3 separate regions of the Mus musculus genome follow, and all the other regions are linked to region 1. The links are chromatin contacts, found by Hi-C or POLR2A ChIA-PET in ENCODE. All regions are on one chromosome and are shown on one strand. The core of a region is the stretch at or near the end of the contact, and the rest is flanking DNA. Distances in the headings are between cores, read along the strand shown.

The links. A loop is a pair of places that touch in the nucleus more often than their neighbours do. ChIA-PET counts read pairs that join two places held with the same protein, here RNA polymerase II (POLR2A).
Region 2: POLR2A ChIA-PET joins it to region 1 with 27 read pairs in Patski. The contact joins two enhancer-like sites. A Hi-C loop is called at or near these places in 1 of 37 maps with a recorded cell type or tissue (T-helper 2 cell). POLR2A ChIA-PET finds 5 or more read pairs at or near these places in 3 of 5 experiments (Patski and embryonic stem cell).
Region 3: a map of heart shows a loop between it and region 1 (6-fold over the local background). The contact joins the promoter of Skil here to the enhancer-like site in region 1. A Hi-C loop is called at or near these places in 23 of 37 maps with a recorded cell type or tissue (CH12.LX, Patski, T-helper 1 cell and 9 more). POLR2A ChIA-PET finds 5 or more read pairs at or near these places in 4 of 5 experiments (Patski and embryonic stem cell).

What each region holds. Positions count from the first base shown.
Region 1 is chr3:31,055,539-31,058,118 of GRCm38, forward strand. No RefSeq gene overlaps it. Among named protein-coding and RNA genes, the nearest start is that of Gm33641, 2.7 kb to the right of the region's middle. Within about 2 kb of position 1,298, at least 1 of the 3 ENCODE cell types and tissues checked has a DNase peak (open chromatin) inside an H3K27ac peak, as active enhancers do; it is heart, where a contact is called at or near this core.
Region 2 is chr3:31,021,677-31,024,256 of GRCm38, forward strand. All of the region lies in intron 2 of Prkci (protein kinase C, iota), which reads left to right. Among named protein-coding and RNA genes, the nearest start is that of Mir7008, 16 kb to the right of the region's middle. Within about 2 kb of position 1,280, at least 1 of the 3 ENCODE cell types and tissues checked has a DNase peak (open chromatin) inside an H3K27ac peak, as active enhancers do.
Region 3 is chr3:31,093,783-31,096,362 of GRCm38, forward strand. Skil (SKI-like) reads left to right here and starts at 1,276. Exons shown (of 7, transcript NM_001039090.2): 1 at 1,276-1,375.

The DNA.
Region 1 (2,580 bases), core at 48-2,547:
AGTTCTCTGACTTTATATTAATACTTAAGAATAAAATATATATTGCAAAAACGTAACTTTGGAATTTTGGGTGTGCTTGTGGTACACAGGCCTCAGACAGTCTCAAGTGATCCTCGGGTCCATCTTTTTCTTTTGTTATTTTTGTTGTTAAGCTAGGGTTTCTCATTGGCCTAGAGCTTGCCCAAGTAGCCCCTGGAGAAAATGTAAGCAACCTTTTTTTTTTTTTTTCTTTTCTTATCACTAAGGTTTTCCCTAACACAGATGTTCCCGTGTACCGCAGGAGCTGTATTTGTGAATGGTCTGACTCAGTTTTACTGTATGGTTTGATTTTTGCTCATATTGTTGAAGATTGGGCCCATCGCTTCACACATACACGGCTGAGAAGCAACCCTTATGTTTTTGTGTCAACCTTGATGTTTTTCTAAACTTTCCTTATTTTAAGCTTAAAAGTTTAGTTCGTGCATTGATTGGGAGGTTTTAGAATATACTGGTTTTTTTTTTTTTTTAAATATTTATTATATGTAAGTACACTGTAGCTGTCTTCAGACACTCCAGAAGAGGGAGTCAGATCTTGTGATCCGATGGTTGTAAGCCACCATGTGGTTGCTGGGATTTGAACTCCTGACCTTCGGAAGAGCTGTCGGGTGCTCTTACCCACTGAGCCATCTCACCAGCCCCCGAAATATACTGTTTTTATTTGAGAATTCCATGCGTTTGTACAATGTATTTTGTTCATCCACCCTCCATATTCCATCTCAGCTCTAACTGGACCCCCTCCTCGCTGCAGCTAGATCCCTACTTGTCTTCCTCCCCTTCATAACTCATAGCCAATCAGAGCTGCCCCTGTGCACAGGGCTCTGGAGCCATCCACAGGACCACAGAGCAAACTACCAGCAGCTACGCTAAAAAATGACCCCCCTTCCCTCAGCAACCACCAGCTGCCGGTAGGTCCTTCCCTAGGAGTGGGACCTTGAGGCAACCCCCCCCCCCCGCGCGCACGCGCGCCCCAATTCATTTTGGAATTTGGTTTCATTTTTGTGCAAGTCTTACCGGCAGGCAGCCACAGCAACCGGGTGCATGAGTACAGTAGCCAGGTCAAGTTCGACAGAGCATTTTACTCCTTGGGATAGAGTATTGACATAGATGTCCAAGTTTTATGGCTGAATACACCTTTTTTTTTTTTTTTTAAGATTTATTTATTATATGTAAGTACACCGTAGCTGTCTTCAGACACTCCAGAAGAGGGCGTCAGATCTCGTTACGGATGGATGGTTGTGAGCCACCATGTCCGGAATTGAACTCATGACCTTCCGAAGAGCAGTCAGCGCTCTTAACCGCTGAGCCATCTCTCCAGCCCCCACCTATCGTTTATTCTTAGCACGGTGAAATTTGAGTTCACATTAACTGTTGCCCACTACAAACAAACAAACAAACAAGCAAGCAAGCTTTTCAGCCGAGGTGGAAAACAGATACATTTGATACATTTACGGTGAGAGTTGCTGGCACGGCGGCACGGAGCGGAATGTGGAAGATCCCTCCGGCTCTAGCAGGTTCCATGTTTTGCTGTGTAGGGAGGGAGGAGTGAAAACTGTTTTTTCTCAGCAGCAGCGGGGTTCTGGTGTGGGGGAGGGCGGGGAGGGGGAGGTGTAAATCGGCGCTCCACTGTGGCCCTGCAAGTCTGAGAGGAGGCAACATAAGTTCTACGGGAGTTGGAAAAGTGCAATTTTAAGGAATTTTTTGTTTGATACTATGAACAAATGTGTTGCAGAAAAGTTGATTTAGAATTTTTTTTTAAAGCATACGCATGCGTTTATGTAGGAGGTATTTCCTGGGTTAAAATGGTCTCTCCCTAGCAGTGTGGTTTGGGCTTGTAGGAGATCGGAAGTGGGACAGACAACTTTGGCCCTGGTTGGCTGAATGATGATGCTATGTCTCACCACTAGGGGTCAGTCTCTTGCCTAATGATGGTCAGAGTTACCCTGCAGAAGCGGTCTGAACTCACCCGCAAGTAGCCAGTGACCAAGAAGTTCAGGATTTTATCGGTGTTCATCTGTGTCTCGATTTTAATCGACTCAATATACTATACAAATTGATCTTCAGAATGAAATCTAAGTTATTTTGGAGTTTGACTTAAGTAGGATTCTTTCCCTCTGTAGGTACTGTAACTCTATGTTATCTTTATGGACTATGAGTGAGAACCTCCTTTGTGAGGAAATATATGTGAGGGTTTAAGTATGCCATGTTTCTCCTATGAAGAAGAATATTTCTAGTTGATAATGAAACTAAGGTGGGCAGAGGCAGCCACAGCAGGTACCTCTAATCTCAGTCTGGTTAAACGAGGTCCTGTCTCAAATCAATATAAATAAATAAATACAAATAAAATTAAAGTTGACTCGGTTATTAATGTGCACAGGAACTTAGTTATATCAAACGTTACAGGACATTAAAGTGGTGTCCTTTATTGATTTAACCTATAAATTCAGACACTCAGATTGTCATTCATAAACATGATTTAGCAGGGGCTATAGTGAGGCCCTAATTTGAATCCCTGGGACTGATAGAAAAATAACCAACTAAACA
Region 2 (2,580 bases), core at 30-2,529, 34 kb before region 1:
GTATGGTTAACTAACAGGTTGAATGTGTGTGGTGTCTGTGCAGGAGTAAGTTAATGTATGATTAACTCACCGTCTTCTCACAAACCCCCTCAGAGCCTAGCTCATCATGACATTAGGTCCACAGTCCAAAGATGGTCATCTAATCCTGTGTCTTGCCCATCTATGGTTTGGGTTCCTTGACTGCCTCTCTGCTAGTTCTAAAGATCCATGAAATGGTGACAGGATAGTAAACTAGAGACAGGAGTAGTATAGTAGCTACCCCTAGTCACCAAGAGGGGAAGGTTCTGGTTCTGAACTATAATAGAATGTATTGTCATTCCCTCAGGAAAGCTCACTGCTACTCTCTGGGATTGGATCCCATGACTCTTAACATTGATGCTCTGATTCATCCTTCTCTCTTCCTAGGCTCTGTTTTGTAGTTCACTAATTTGCCTAGATTCTCTCCCACAGTTGAAAGACATAGCTCTTCATTTTGAACATTGTAGACCACCTGTGTATGGAGTTGTAACTGTTCATTGGACAAAAGCCATACTCACATCAGACTCTTCTAGACAAGGACTACATGTGTCTGAGGTTTGGGGACTAGAGAAATGGCTCATCAGTTGAGGGCACTGGCTACCTTACAGAGGACCCAGGTTTAATTCCCAGCACCTTCATGACATCTCACAACTATCTGTAACTACAGTTCCAGGGGATCTGACACTTTGACATATGCACATTCAAGAAGACACCACACCAATGCATATAAAAATAAAAATAAATTATTTTACAAAAAGAAAAGCCATTTGCTACTTTGGCCCTTCTGCCCAGTCTTCTGATCTTTGTATTTGCAGCCACTGATTCTGTAGATGCGTTTTCTGTTTGCTGTATTGCCTTCAGTGAGTGTCACCACACTCGCTCATTCATTTTGTCTATTGTCCGAACCGTTTTCTCTGTCTTCTGGCCTTCACAAGCAGTCCGTGGCTGCCATCTTCTGCCTTTCATGAAATAGAAAAGGCCACGTAAGTCTTCTTTTTGTGCCAGTTCTGGTTAGGTTTTCTATTTCTGTGCAACTTACCTTATAACTTAGTGATTCGAAAACTGACTTTCACAGTTCTGTGACTTATCAGAGCTAATGTTATAAATGTCCACAGAACATAAAAGGGAGTGAGGACTTGGCAGCTGAGTTGGAGAAAAGAACAGACACTGTTTTCTTTGAGACCATGTAGATAGGAAATGGTTTCTCTCAAGTAGTAAGCTGGGTTCTGTGCACTGTGTAATTGAAGATTAGTCAGAGCCAGTGGCATGTAGCATGCAGGAATGTGTCATAAAACCACAGGAATGAGCACCAGAGTAGCAGAGGGGAGGATCCAGTTCAAGCCCAGCTTTGCTCTAAGTGACTTGTTCATTGAGGAATGCACCTCGGATTTCCAGGGATCACTCTGCACTTCGCCTGCTTAGTTGAGAGAGGTGTGTCCTCCTCCCCTTCTGTGTGTGTAACTAAAATTCACCACTTACATTTAAGAGTAGCTGGAGCTGGTGTCCAGCCCTAGGTAGGACATCCTTCCCACCAAAGGCTCGGAACACGTCAGAGGAGGGGCATCTCAGAGGAGGGCTTCAAAGAATGTGAGAGATGCAGGAAGGCGAGGAATGCAACGCTGCCTTTGGGCTGTGCTGTGGCCTCTGCAGCCGAGGACTCACTGCAGCTGTGACCAGTGCAGGGAGGTCAGTCATCATCCCAGCAGAGAGGGCTCAGTGGGCAGCTGTGAACAAAGAAAGAGGCAGAAGGGGAGAAAGGCTCGTGGGGTGCTTCAGAGGAGTGGGAGGGAAAGTGGAGCTGGGGTATACATCATCAGGACGCATTGTTTCTATCTATGCAGTTGTCAAAGAGTAAAAGATGCTTTGTTTAAAGAGAGAAGAGAAACAAAAAGAAGGTGATGGAGAGGTGGGTGAGCAGTGAAGAACACTTGCTGTTCTTTTTGCAAAGGACCCAGGTTCAAATCCCAGCACCCACAAGGTACCTTACAACTGTCTGGAACTCTAGTTCCAGGGGATCTGATGCCTTCTGACCTGCCATAGACACACACACACAGTGCACAGACATATCTGCTAGCAAATATTTGTCAAATAAATCTAAAAAAAATTTTTAGTAGCTCAAGCTAGACTATTCTTAGTCCAGAGTACTTTAGTGGTTTCTTTCTTGTGACTTAATTGACCAAGGTTGTAATATGATACAATATCCATTACAGTCACTGCCTGTGTTAGGGTCCAAGAATCACCAAGGAATGATAACCCAGACTCAAATAGTATGCAAAAGCAAAGAGCATTTTTTTTCCAGCGGAATTTCCTGCATGCAGGGGTCTTTTCATTCAGGAATAGAGACACCGAGTGGGCTCGCAGGCCCAGCTTTTATTGTCAAGGGAATTCCAGTGTGTGTGTGTGTGTGTGTGTGTGTGTGTGTGTGTGTGTGTGTGGTATGTGCCCCTTTACCGTGATTGGTTAGCTCTACTCTAGGGATCCTTCAGGCCAAAGGACAAGGTGTCCTCAGATTGGCTGCCCATGGCTGCGGTTGGCTGACCACAGGTTCCTGGATCCCAGTTC
Region 3 (2,580 bases), core at 26-2,525, 38 kb after region 1:
GATCCTGCGGTGGGGTGGAGAAAAGGGGATTTCTTGGTGTTTCGAAATATGACGGGCTAGCTTCACAGAGTTGAATATTCGAGCTATCCTGGATACGTTGGCTAGGAAGTCCCCTCACCCACCCCCGCCGGCGGTTCGAGGTGGCAGCCGAAAGTGGTTATCTTCCTCCACCTCTTACCGTCTCTGGAAAAATTAAAAAGAAAGAAAGAAAGAAAAAAACACACCCGAAAACACCAACCAAAGTGCTTAGTGAATCAGAATGGGTCACTTATGGAGGCTAAGAGCAGCTGGGGCAGCAAGATCTGTCCCCGCGGTGCGCAAACCGCGGACTCTGGGGCGATGGCGGCCGGGTCAGGCCACCCCAGAGCGGCCAGGCGGGGCTGCTCACCGGCAGCTGGCAGGGCGGCCGCGGCGGGAGGCCCCACGGGGGCGAGAGGCCCCGCGACGTCGGCACTGGGCGGGGGGAGGGTGGCAACACTGGGAGCGGGGAGCACGGGGGCAGGTGGTGGCGCTGCGGGGGGGGGGGCGGTGGCAGCGCGGGGGCGTCTGCGCGGCGGGCTCAGCCCGGGGGTCGCGGCGGGGAGCCACCCGCAGGCCACCTCCGGGGCGGGGCCGGGCGGCCAGCTGCGGCCGCGGGGGTTGAGGGGGGCTGCTGGCCGAGCCTGACCTCGGGCGCGGCCAGCTGCCGGGGTCGCGCACAGTGCAGCCCGCCGCGCCCTGCCCCCTCTCCCCCTTCTCACCCCCCCCGCCTCGCAGCGCGGCGGCCCGGCGGCCAGGGCGCCCCCAGGTCTGGCCCGTCGCCACACGGCGGCGGGCGTGGCGAGGGCGGCCCCAGACAGCCGGCTGAGCGACTCGAGGAAGGAAGGAGGGCGGCGGGGGTGGGGCCGAGGGAACATCCTGTCTGAGCCGGGCACCGCAGACAGCGCCGTGCGCCAGCCGCCCAGACGGCGCGCCGGGCCAGCAGCGCGGGGTACGCGCGAGGGGGGCGGGGGAGCGGGAGCACGCGCGTGCGCGGCCGAGGCGCCAGGCGCGCGCCCCGGTCGGGGCTGGGGACGCGCGCGCAGCCTGCAGTGTGCAGCCCGCCGGGAGCCACAATAGGCCAGACGGCGCGCGCGCCCGAGGGGCTGGCTGGCGCGGGGCCGCGCGGCGCCGCTGGCTTCGTTCCCTCCCCTCCCCCGCCCGCCGCCCTCGCTGTCCCCCGGGCGGCCGGAGACGGCGGCGGCGTCTGCGGGAAGCCGTGTCTCCGCAGTGACGTGGGCGGGCCGCGGGCCGGGTGACGTCAGAGGCTGTGTGTAGCGATGTGTGTGGGGTTCGGAGCGGCGCCGGCACAGCGAAGGCGGCTGGCGAGCGACGGCGACGGCGACGGCGGGCACAGGTGCGGCCGCAGGTCGCGAGGGGACGCGAGGGGCGTGCGGCCTCTGGGGGCGCTGAGGCGGCGGCGGCGGGGGTGATGGGGAGGGCACAGAGCCCGGGGGTCTGCCCGGGCGCGGAGGGCCTGAGTGGGGCGTCCGGGATGCGTGGGGGTCCCGGGCGGGGTCGCGGGCACAGGGCGCGCGGCGGGGGTCCCACGGGTGTACAGGCCTCGCGGATTCTGGGACGGGTCAGCTGGGAGGGGATGGCGGTGCACTTGACCCGAGCCGCCGGGACCCAGGAGACCTGGACCCTGGTCATCGCCGCCATCCCCCGGCCGTCTGCGCTCGGCGGGGATGCCCCGGGCTGGCCCCAGCTCTAAGCGTCCGGCGACGCGGGCTTCCGGGCTTGGCGCCTAACCTGCCCGCGCCCCTGTGGGTGCCACGGCTCAGGGTGGGTCAAGTGGGGGGAGGCGCAGCCCTGGGGCGCCTAGGTAACCCTAGAGAACTTCCCGCGGGCCGGGGGCGTGGGGTATTTCCACCGGCGGCCCCCGCAGTGGGGCGATGTGGGGAGGGCACTTAGGGTGATCCCAGTCACAGAGGTGGGGGTTGGGAGGACTCCTACTTCCTCTGCCCCCTCTCACCTCACCAGACGCCGGGAGTCCCCTGCTTCCCTGTCCTTTGGGTTGATGATGAGTGGGTGTCTCTGCGTGTGCGCAGGGCTGTGGGGGCGCCCCTGGTCTAGGTCATGCCTTCTGCCCTTTTCCTTGGCTCGCCTTGGCTGAGGTGTCCCTGTAGTGGCGAAAGTCACAGTACGGTGGCTAGGTGGCTTTCGTCCATAATTCTCTGGGTTTGTGTTAACATAAATTGCTGGGAGTTTAGAAGCAAAGCTTTTTATTTGTCGGCTTTTACTGGGTTTTCTCCAGGGAGGGAAGTGGATGAATACTCTTTTTCGCCACTCTGCCTCCATTTGCATTCTTTGTGAGGTCTGTCTGCCTTGTGCTTTTTGTCCCGGATTAGTCTTGCTCATGGATGGAGATTTCCAGGCGTGGAGTCTTACAGCTTTTGGCTTCCATTAGGCAAATTCGCTAACCTTTTAAAGGGAAAGTTTTTTTTTCTTCTTCATTCCAAAAAGATAGTATGTATGAATGTACTTGAAGTTTAGTTGCATATGGTAGGTATATTAACATGTATCTTGGGGGGTGGGGAGACCAGAAACTACAGGTTTTTT